Linked DNA regions of Homo sapiens: region 2 is linked to region 1. The links are chromatin contacts, found by Hi-C or POLR2A ChIA-PET in ENCODE. All regions are on one chromosome and are shown on one strand. The core of a region is the stretch at or near the end of the contact, and the rest is flanking DNA. Distances in the headings are between cores, read along the strand shown.

Evidence for each region. A loop is a pair of places that touch in the nucleus more often than their neighbours do. ChIA-PET counts read pairs that join two places held with the same protein, here RNA polymerase II (POLR2A). Pooled maps may share reads with other maps.
Region 2: a pooled map shows a loop between it and region 1 (4-fold over the local background). The contact joins the promoter of DLEC1 here to the promoter of XYLB in region 1. A Hi-C loop is called at or near these places in 7 of 168 maps with a recorded cell type or tissue (B cell, OCI-LY7, PC-3 and 4 more), 7 of 37 single-sample maps with no recorded cell type and 18 of 50 pooled maps. POLR2A ChIA-PET finds 5 or more read pairs at or near these places in 4 of 52 experiments (HepG2, WTC11, activated CD4-positive, alpha-beta T cell and 1 more).

What each region holds. Positions count from the first base shown.
Region 1 is chr3:38,344,459-38,350,137 of GRCh38, forward strand. It overlaps XYLB (xylulokinase), which reads left to right and starts at 2,327. Exons shown (of 19, transcript NM_005108.4): 1 at 2,327-2,467; 2 at 4,092-4,174. The coding sequence starts at 2,411. RefSeq lists enhancers at 2,104-2,935, 2,936-3,767 and silencers at 2,494-2,733, 2,744-2,803.
Region 2 is chr3:38,035,924-38,041,602 of GRCh38, forward strand. It overlaps DLEC1 (DLEC1 cilia and flagella associated protein), which reads left to right and starts at 3,285. Exons shown (of 37, transcript NM_007335.4): 1 at 3,285-3,713. The coding sequence starts at 3,303. RefSeq lists enhancers at 3,350-3,559, 3,850-4,079.

The sequences.
Region 1 (5,679 bases), core at 1,077-3,576:
GAGCTGGGTGGTACCAGCTGATCCATCAAGTGCAGGGTCTCTAAAATATCTCAAGCACTGATCTTAGGTTTTACAATAGTGATGTTATCCCCAGGAGCAATTTGGTGATGGTCAGAATCTTGTAGTCTCCAGCTGCATGACTCCTAAACCTTAATTTCTAATCTTGTGGCTAATTTGTTAGTCCTACAAAGGCAGTCTAGTCACAGGCAAGAAGGAGATTTGTTTTGGGAAAGAGCTGTTATCATCTTTGTTTTAAACTATAAAGTAAGTTCCTCCCAAAGTTAGTTCTGCCTATGCCCATGAATAAGCAATGACAGCTTGGAGGCTAGAAGCAAGATGGAATTGGTTAAGTCAGATCTCTTTCACTGTCTCAGTTATAATTTTGCAATGGCAGTTTCATTAGGCCACGTTAACTAACTTCTCTACACCTCAGTTTCTCACTCTGTAAAATGAAGATGGTAAGTTATACGAAGTTCAAAGTGAGTTTATACTGGTAGACATCAGAATAGTGATTGCCTTGGGAGTTTAGGAAGGGTCATGAAGGAAACTTCTGGAGTGGTGGAAATGTTCTGTTTTGATCTCAGTGTTTATATGGGTATATACATACATTTTTAAAAAGTCATTGGCCAGGCACGGTGACTCACGCCTGTAATCCCAGCACTTTGGGAGGCTGAGGCAGGTGGATCACATGAGGTCGGAGTTTGAGACCAGCCTGACCAACATGGTGAAACCCCATCTCTACTAAAAATACAAAATTAGAGCCATACGCAGTGGCTCACGCTTGTAATCCCAGCACTTTGAGAGGATGAGGCAGGCGGAACACCTGAGGTCGGGAGTTCAAGACCAGCCTAACAAACATGGAGAAACCTCGTCTCTACTAAAAATACAAAATTAGCTGGGCGTGGTGGCGGATGCCTGTAATCTCAGCTACTCGGGAGGCTGAGGCAGGAGAATCACTTGAACCCAGAAGGCAGAGGTTTCAATGAGCTGAAATCACGCCATTGCACTCCAGCCTGGGCAACAAGAGTGAAACTCCGTTTCAAAAAAAAAAAAAAATTAGCTGGGTGCGGTGGTGTGCGCCTGTAATCCCAGCTACATGGGAGGCTGAGGCAGAAGAATCAGTTGAACCAGGGAGGTGGAGGTTGCAGTGACCGGAGATCACGCCACTGCACTCCAGCCTGGGTGACAGGAGTGAAACTCTGTCAAAAAAAAAAAAAAAAGTCATCAAGCAGTTAAGATTAGATTAAAATGCAGTAATCTAATCTTAATTAGATTAGATACTTAGATACCTTTATTTAAAATTTTTTAAAAGTGGAGATAATAGTACCTACTTCCCAGCATCATTGTGACGATTAAATGTGCTCAGCAGGTTGCATAATTGTTTCTGATCTAGCTAGTATCCAGTATTTGTCTATTGTCACAGGTGGTGACTGCTGGAGGGGCTGAGTCCCCAATAAGCTGTGAATGTCTTGGAGGACAAGTATGTTGGCCCCTTCTTGTTCTAGCAGTGAAGAGGATCCCATGTAGACTCCAAGCAGCTCAAGTTCAGCAAGGGAGACAGACCATTGCAAGTGCATGAAAAGGGCACTGGTGGGCTGGGAAGTTCGTAGGAGGAGCCTCTCACATGCTGGGTTTGGGGAGGAATTCTGGAAAGCAGTTAGTCTTAGGGACGGGAAGGATGTAGCTGGTGGGACAGGCGCCCTCAGCTCCATGAATAAAAGGAGTGGGTCTGACTCTGGTTCTCATTCCCCTTTACCATGCCTGGCACACATTAGACCATCAATACCAATTGACTCCAGGAAGGAGTGTCTCCCCGTGGGGGCATCAGGAGCCGCTGAGTTTAAATACACAGGTGGGATGTGACACACTGGGAACCATTCAGATTTGCTGGATCTGGATAGGGCTTGTCAGGACTCAGTGCTTCCAACCCCAGGGCCCATTTCCCTGTGGCCCCTGAGTCACCACCATGGGTGGACAGCTGCTCCAGTGCCAAGATACAGCCACAGAGGACGGCAGGCCCAGGGCCTCCAGAAGGACAGGCAGGCTCCCTCTGAAAGACAAGCCGGCTTATAGCTGAAACCTCTGGCCCAGGCGTCCTCTAAGGGAAGCCAGGCGGTGTCAGGGCACGGCCCATGAAGACATAAGATGAAGATGGGGAGAACCAGAGGGGGTGCGCTTCGAAGGAAAGCGGGCTGCGTGGGGGCACCGTCGATTGCACAGGACGCGGTCCCGGCTCGCGTAGCCCCGCAGGCGGCGCCAGAGCGCAAGCCCGCCTCGTGACTCCGGTCCACAGTCCGGCCGGGCGGAGCTAGGGGCGGGCCCCTGCGTCTCTGGGCGCTGGAGCGCGGCGACTATCACGCCGCGTGGCGGACGGACGGACTGACGGACGCGCAGCCTTACCCGAAAGGCCATGGCGGAGCACGCCCCTCGCCGCTGCTGCCTGGGCTGGGACTTCAGCACGCAGCAGGTACAGTCGCCTGGCCGCAGGGCCACGGGGCCGCCTCCTCCGCTTCGGTGGGGGTAGGGGGCGGGCTGTCACCCGGACGCGGGAAAACATGGGCCCGGCCGCGGGCGCGCCTACCTCTCGGGCTTCCCGGGGCCCCCGCGCCCCTGCCCTGCGCGCGGCCGTGGGGCGCCGGTGCCCTCGCCCGGAGATGCCCTGCCAATGCCACCCGCTCGCAAGATGCGGCCTCGACCCCGCCTGGACCCAGCTACCCCAGGAAACTGCAGGCGCTCCTCGGCAGGACCCCCGGTGCCCAGAGGGGCCGGAGGACTCGGCGGGTTCCTGCGCTGTTCTGGGCACCCAGTGACGGGGATCCGAAGGAAGTCAGCTACTGTAAGGCAGGGGAACAGACAGGCGGGTAGCCCTGCGCACATGCACAACCAGTGACCTGGAAGCAGATTATAGCCCAAAACCTTTTTTTAAAAATTGAAATGGCCCAGGCCTGGTGGCTCTTGCCGGTAATCCCAGCACTTTGGGAGGCCGAGGCGAGTGGATCGCTTGAGCCCAGGAGTTCGAGACCAGCCTGGGCAATATGGAGAAACCCCGGTCTCTACCAGAAAATACAAAAATTAGCCGGGCATGGTGGAGCACACCTGTAGTCCCAGTTTTTCTGGAGGCTGAAGCGGATCGCTTGAGCCCAGGAGGTGGAGATTGCAGTGAGCTAAGATGGCGTCACCGGTCTCCAGCCTGGGCGACAGAACGGGACCCTGTCTCAAAAAAAAAAAAAGAAAAAAGTGAAATGCATAGTGTACAAGTGGACTTTACCCTGTGACCGCCCTTCGTTGACACCAGCTTGCCTGGTCTGTGCACCCAGGACTGCTGGCCAGAGGAGCAGTGTGCTGCTGCCAACGCCCTGCAGACAGGCAAGCAAATCAAAATTTGCCTTCAAAGAGGGCATGGGGTGACCGGGGGCACCTTTTCCTTTAAAGTACTTGGGAAATATACACAGTTGCAGTCAAACCCCTCTTCTCGAATGGGTCAAGGGAGGCAGGCCTCTGGCCAGTCCTTGGGGGAACGTCCTGTGGGACTCTGGATGACTCGAGTTGCCTTGCTGGACCTCAGTTTTCCCATCTGTCCAGGAAAGGAGTTATACTCCCAAGCTTGGAGATTGCTTCAGTGGGACATTAATGTCTCTGGACCACAATCATGGCCTGTGAGAATAGCCCATGGCCTTGCCTGGTCTCAGGCCTCTGCAGACATGGATCCCCAGAGATGCCTCCAAACCTTGCTTCCCATTCCTTCCTCTCTGGCACTTTCTCCCGCCTCCTTGTCAGGTGCACGAACCAACTCATCTGTGAACATCTTCCTCTAGAGGGTCTTGGCTTTGGCTATTTGGGGAACAAAGATTCCTTGAGACATGTGGGTGTTCCTACTTAGCCTCAGTTTCTTCATTTTACTAAATCTTTGAGTGTTACCCCAGATGAGTCCTCTGTTACCACGATTACGGTGAGGCAGCCCTGCCTTCAAGGAGGTCTCTAGGTTGAACTGCTCCTAGGGTGTGGGGCCTCATCTGGTGACGTTAGTACCCCCTGGACCAGTGTAGAAGCTGAGGAAAATTCTACACTTCCTTTTTTAAAATGCCTTTCAGGTAAAGGTTGTTGCTGTTGATGCAGAGTTGAATGTCTTCTATGAGGAAAGTGTGCATTTTGACAGAGATCTTCCAGAATTTGGGTATGTACTTGATGTGCATGTGTGTGTGATGGGGGTGTTGGTTTTGGGGTCCTCCCGCAAACTTTTGTATTCGCAGACCGCACTGTTGAGGCTTTGCCAAATACAGGAGTGGTGGTCTCGGCAGACCTTTCAAGCATCTTTTTTTCCTATACCTAGAGTGCCATCTCCCCCATTTCTTCCTAATTCCATTCATCCATTCATGAAGTAAGCATCAGTTGAGACCTACTTTGTGCCAGGTGCTAGGACCTGATGGCGAAACAAAAAGAGAAAGCTCTCCCAGAGCTTCCCACTGAGTAGTGGAGACTGGTATCAAACAAAGAATCTCACAAAAGAGTGTTTCATTATAAACTCTGAGAAGGCCTCTGAAGGAAAGGAACTCACTTCTCCAAGTGCTTATTATAAAGGAATGTGACTCAGACTTGGGAGGGGAAGTCCCAGAGCGTCTCTAGGGAAGTGGTGCTTAAGCTAGAGATCAGAGTGAGTGAAGTTAGCCAAGCGATGGAAGGGAAGTTGGCCAGGTGATGGAAGAGCATTCCAGGCAGAAGGAACAACATGTGCGAGGGCCCTGTGGCAAGAAAGAGCATGGTTCATTCCTTCATGCAATTGAAGAAAGCCAATGATGCTGGGGAGCAGAGAGAGGCGGAGGCTGGTCAGAGCTCCATAGGCCATGGTATAGAGTTTGTCTTTATTCTAAAAGCTATGGTCAGCCACTAAGGGCCATAAGGGGTAGGGGTATGGGTGAGGTATGAATGACAGGTTGTATTTTTGTTTTGAAAATATCTCTCTGGGGGCATTGGGAGAACAGATTCGGAGCATTGCTGGAATGGACGTGGGGAACTATTAAAGAGGTTTTTGCTGGTCATTCAGGTATGAAATGATGGATAGGAGAGAGCTGAGTAGTAAAATGGACAGGTCCTGTTACAAAATTGAATGTGAGATGTAAGGGTGGGATTTCTGGCTGTCCTTCAGAGTGGATGTTGGACTGTGGGAAAGAATGAGTTTTGGAGAGAAAGATCATGAGTTCAGCTTGGGCTGCCATAACAAGGTACCATAGACTGGGTGGGTTAAAGAGCGGAAATTTATATTCTCACACATCTGGCCGTTAGGAGTCTAAAATCAAAGTGCTGGGAAGATTGGTCTCCTCTGGGACCTCTCTCCTTGGCTTGCAGGTGACCACTCTCTTGCTGTGTCTTCACATGGTGGTCACTCGGTGCAGGAGTGCTTGGTGTCTCTGTCATCTGTATCCTAATCTTCTTATAAGGACATGAGTCATACTGGATTAAGGCCCATTCTAATGACTTCATTTTAACTTAATTGCCTTTTTAAAGGCCCTGTCTCCAAATAATCACAATCCAAGGCCCTCGGGGTTAGGATTTCAGCATATGAGTTTTAGGGGCAGAGGGGGCACAATTCAGTCCGTAACACTGTGGACTTGCTGGTTTTGAGGCACCCTCGTGAGGGCCTGGTAAAAGTGTCCTTCCCTGTCTGTTTTAGACACACTTCCT
Region 2 (5,679 bases), core at 2,035-4,534, 310 kb before region 1:
AAAAATTTCTTTGCAATCAAAAAGTTGGACATCTGACTGGGCGCAGTGGCTCACGCCTGTAATCCCAACACTTTGGGAGGCTGAGGCGGGCAGATCATGAGGTCAGGAGTTCAAGACCAGCCTGGCCAACATGGTGAAACCCTGTCTCTACTAAAAATACAAAAATTAGCCGGGCGTGGTGGCACATGGCTGTAATCCCAGCTACTCAGGAGGCTGAGGCAGGAGAATCGCTTGAACCTGAGAGGGGGAGGTTGCGGTGAGCCAAGATTGCAATACTGCACTCCAGCCTGGGGGACAGGGCAAGACTCCAACTCAAAAAAAAAAAAAAAAAGTTGGACATCCATGAAACTATGAAATGTATTTAAAAGTTAAAAAAAAAAAAAAAAGGCCAAACGCCAGGTGCAGTGGCTCATGCCTGTAATCCCAACATTTTAGGAGGTGAAGGCAGGAGGATTGCTTGAATCCAGGTGTTTGAGACCAGCCTCGGCAACTTAGGAAGACCTTGTCTCTACAAATAATTTTAAATATTAGCTGGGCATGGTGGTGCACGACTGTGGTCGCAGCTACTCGGGAGGCTGAGGCAGGGGGATTGCCTGAGCCCAGGAGGTTGAGGCTGCAATGAGCTGTGATCATACTCCTGCACCCCAGCCTGGGTGATAGAGTGAGAGCCTGTTTCAAAAAGAAAAAAGCAGTGAAAAAAAAAATTTAAAGGCCAAAAATTTGTGTGGGAACCCAGAGATATACAAACAAACAAGAATGTAGTCAATAGAACGGGTTATAAAATGAAGACAGCAACTCACAAGGAATTCCCTTTGTGCCGATGAAGTCCCCAGGGGAGGGGAGCTGAAGAGTGGTTCCAAAAGTGACCTGAGCCCTGTTACCAGTGCAGGGTCGCAGCCATTCATTTCTCCAGTTAGCCAGGGAGCAAACAGAAATTGAATGCTGGGCATGGTAGAATCAGGGATGAATCCAGTTTATCAAGCAGAGAGATACTGGTAGAACAGGGACCCGAGGGTGGAGATAGGTGATGCACAGAAGAAATAGGGAGGCAGGGAAGAGAGTGTGTCAGTCGGAGGGAATGGGCAGCAGCACCAGAGGCTGCTGAGATGAGGACTGAGGGGGGACTGTTGCCACTGGAGAGACAGGAGGGTTGCTGGTAACCTTAGCCTGGAGCCAGAGGGGGGAGGGGTCATGCAAAGGGAGACCTCTCCCAGGCTAGTCAGACTCTGTGACTGTCTCTGAGGCTGTCTAGAGGCAGGGTGGAGAAGCCAAAAGTAATGGCAAGAGTCCATTGTCCTGTCCTTCCCTATAACAGGGAAGGGGGCCAGAGAGCCTCCACAAGCGGAACTGCTCCTAAATGACAAGACCACCCAACTGGGGCTCCATTTGCCACATTAGAGCAATGGAGGCCCCCAGACTGTTGCACCCCTCTTCCTACCCACAGCTCCTTCCTGCACCACTGGGGGCCTTGCATGCTTGTGGAAAATTGGAGAAATGCCTGTTTGCCAAAGCTCCCTCCACTTCCCTCCTCCTCCCCCCACCATAGCTACCCTTTTAAGTCAGCCCTGGGAGGATAAACTTAAAGAAGAGGCCTGCATAGGCCCTGGAATGAACTCAGGACATGTGGGCACATACTTTTGGGGTCCCATGTGCCTGGAGGCGAGGCACGGGGCACATCATCTTGGCCCTGTGATCTCTTACTCTGTGGGAAAGAGTGCGGGGGACAGCCAGAGATGGGCCTCTCAAGCACACAGTCCAGGGCAGGCGGCCCTGGCTTCTCAGCTCTCAGGACAGAAAAGGTCCTGGAAAGGACAAAAGAGAGAGCCAGGCCCAACCAAGAGAAGTAGAAGTGGAAGTAGCCCAGGTGTGTGGGCAAGCATGCTAGCACTCATCTCTGGAAGTGGGTTTCAGGATGTAAGGCAAGCAAACTCAGTGTGGAGTAGAAAGTGGTTGGTTGTATCACCTGTGAGCAAAAGCCATGGTGTGCAAATGACAACAGTCAATGTGATGTTATGCTGCTGCCCTGGACAAATGCAGTCCTCTTTTCCATCTCAGTGATGCTGTCATCACCCCCCTGATTGCACACACAGGATACCTGGGAGTCATTCTTGGTGCCTGTTTCTTACCTCCCATTATCCACCAGCAAGTCTTATCAATTCTACTTTTTGGATCTATCTCCAATCCAGTTCCCTCTCTCTCATCCAATCTCCCTTCATCTCTTTCCTAACTTCTGTGCTAGTTTCCTAACTGAACTTCCTGATGCCTCTTGCCTCTCCTGTCTATTCTCATAGCAATCAGAATGATCTTAGTAAAACAGAGCTGACCATGACATGCCCCAGCTTAAGACCCTTGATGAACCTCCTACTGCCCTCAAAATAAAGTCCAAATTCCCTATTGTGGCCTACCAACCCACTTATGATCTGGCCCTAACCTATCAGTGTCATTCCTCCACCCTCACACTCTTTAAGTTCCACTCCTCCTGAATTTCATTCCGTCCTTCCCACATTTTTAAATATTTTGTAAAGATGGGGTCTCCCTATGTTGCCCAGGCTGGTCTCAAACTCCTGGCTTCAAGTGATCCTCGTGCCTCAGCCTCCCAAAGTGTTGGGATTACAGGTGTGAGCCACCACACACACGCTCTTATTTAGGTACTTTTTTGTTTTTTGTCATTCTACTAACTGTAGTACTGCATTGTGGTTTTAATTTCCACTTCTTTGATGACTAATGATGTTCAGTCTACTCCTTCTTTGAAATCTCTGCTTGGTTTTCATTTGTTCCAAGAAGTAATCGCTCCTTCTACAGACTAAGTTCCTGTCCTCCTTTGTAGTTCCATGACAACCAATATTTATCTCCACCTTGGCCTTAACCCACTAAAGTACAGTTGTTTTACTTTTACCTCCACACCCACCGCCATCATCACAAACACACACATACACGACTGTGCACTTCCTGAAGGCAGAAGCAGCATCATACTTCTTTGGTATCTTCAGCAATCAGCACAGACCTGAAACACAATCTTTACACAATAAATATGATGAGTGAATGAACAGTTGCTTAACAAATTAAAGAATGGATGAAGGTAGGTAGTTAGGTACAAGGTTTTGCAGATAGGCCTGGCTGTGTCAATTAAACCTTTCTTCATGGGTCCTCACACTTAGTAAGCTCACTTTTAAAAGGACAATGCTGAAGACACAAATGTTTACAATGACCACAGCGATGACGGGATCCGAGAGAAAGGCAAGGCGGAAGGGGTGAGGCCGGAAGCCGAAGTGCCGCAGGGAGTTAGCGGCGTCTCGGTTGCCATGGAGACCAGGAGCTCCAAAACGCGGAGGTCTTTAGCGTCCCGGACCAACGAGTGCCAGGGGACAATGTGGGCGCCAACTTCGCCACCAGCCGGGTCCAGCAGCCCCAGCCAGCCCACCTGGAAGTCCTCCTTGTATTCCTCCCTCGCCTACTCTGAGGCCTTCCACTACAGCTTCGCAGCCCGGCCCCGCCGCCTCACGCAGCTTGCGCTGGCGCAGCGTCCCGAGCCTCAGCTGCTTCGTCTGCGCCCCTCCTCGCTGCGCACCCAAGATATCTCGCACTTGCTCACCGGCGTCTTCCGCAACTTGTACTCAGCCGAGGTCATCGGCGACGAAGTGAGCGCAAGCTTGATCAAGGCCCGCGGCAGCGAGAATGAGCGCCACGAGGAGTTCGTGGACCAGCTGCAGCAGGTAACGTGGCGGTGGCGTCGCGTCTGCGGACGGTGCCGGGGTCTCAGCGCTCGGCACGCGTCAGCACCTGCCAGGTGCCAGGCGCTGTTCCAGGATCTGGGGCTGCAGTTGAGAAACAGCCCATCATGCCGAAGTGGGCCCGACATTCTAGTGGAAGGACGCTCTATCCATACACACACATGCGCAAATACCACACATACCACACAACGTGCGGCATATATCTGTAGCACCTGTCTATATTTCTCTAGACACATACGTTATATATTGCATATATCAATGAACGACTGCGGCAGACCGCTGAATAGTTGTTCCATGGAGAGGATAAAGCCAAAAGTCACCCGGCTTTGGGGTGCCTTTGTATCACAAACCACAATCTTGACTGGGCCATTCATGCGCAGATTTTAGGAAGCGTGTCTAGCCTCTAGAACAGCAACTCTGCTTCCTCATCTGTACAAGGAGAAAACCAGCTGACTCGCGGCCTCTGTGCTGAGTCGGCCTCTGCTGGCCACACTACTGAAGACTCCCTTAAACTTGTGGGCACTCCTCCCATACCCGATCCTTTACCCCGGTGTGCTTCCTGCCTCTCAGATCTTCTTCTTCTCCTTTCTGTTCTGTCCTCTACCTGCCCCTTAAGTGACATGCATCCCACGTCGTTAGCTTCAGTCATTCCTTCACTTAACACATTTGTTGAATGTCTGCTGGGTGTCATACTCTGTTCTAGGCAGTGGGGATTCAGCAGTGAATAAAAACGCCAGTGTTCGGGCACACCCACACTCACACACGCAACCTGTCCTCTGTAGCTTTCAACCTAACTGAGGTAGATAGACATTAACAAAATGAATACCTATACAGTATGTGAGATACTTACAGGACCAGTCTCGCCGCCTCCACGGGTTATAGGCTTCTTAAAGTGCAGCCAGAGCCCCTGGCTGGGATCCTGTACTCTGTGATTCGTGGGTCACCACATTCACTCTGCTAAGACTTCAGCCTACCCAGCCAGACCTTGCCCTTGAACTTCAGACTCACATCCCTGTCATTCACATGAGCCAGAATATATGGAGCATTATAAACCTATAAACCCCATGACCAGTCACCCAGTTCACTGGATTCTATCTTCTCAGTATCTGTCCCATAAGTAGCCACTATACCAGAGTCTGAATTGGCAAATAGTGATCCCTTTTTTTGAAGAAAAAAAGTAATACATATTACAAATTTTTTTTTTTGACAGAGTCTGGCTCTGTTGCCCAGGCTGGAGTGCAGTGATGTGATCACAGCTCACTGCAGCCTTAACATCAGGGGCTCAACTGATCCTCCCTCCTCAGCATCTGGAGTAGCTAGGACCACAGGTGTGCACCAGTATGCCCAGCTTATTTATTTATTTATTTATTTATTTGAGATGGAGTCTCACTCTGTCACCCAGGCTGGAGTGCATGGCGCAATCTCAGCTCACTGCAAGCTCCACCTCCCACATTCATGCCATTCTCCTGCCTCAGCCTTCTGAGTAGCTGGCGCCTGCCACCACACCTGGCTAATTTTTTTGTATTTTTAGTAGAGACAGGGTTTCACTGTGTTAGCCAGGATGGTCTCGATCTCCTGACCTCGTGATCTGCCCACCTTGGCCTCCCAAAGTGTTGGGATTACAGGCATGAGCCACCACATCTGGCCTAAATTTTTATTTTTTAAAAATTGTGAGATGGGGTCCCACTATGTTGCCCAGGCTGGTCTCAAATTTCTGGCCTCAATTGATCCTTCCACCTCAGCCTCTCCAGATGCCGGTATTACAGGTGTGAGCCACTGTGCCTGGCCCACATTATAAAAATCTTAATTTAGAAGCTGAAATTTAATTTAAACATTTGAAGTTTTAAAATTGCAGAAATTTCAGAATGCAGAAAAGTTTAAAGAGTGATCCCCTATAGAAATACAACTATGCGGCCGGGCGTGGTGGCTCACGCCTATAATCCCAGCA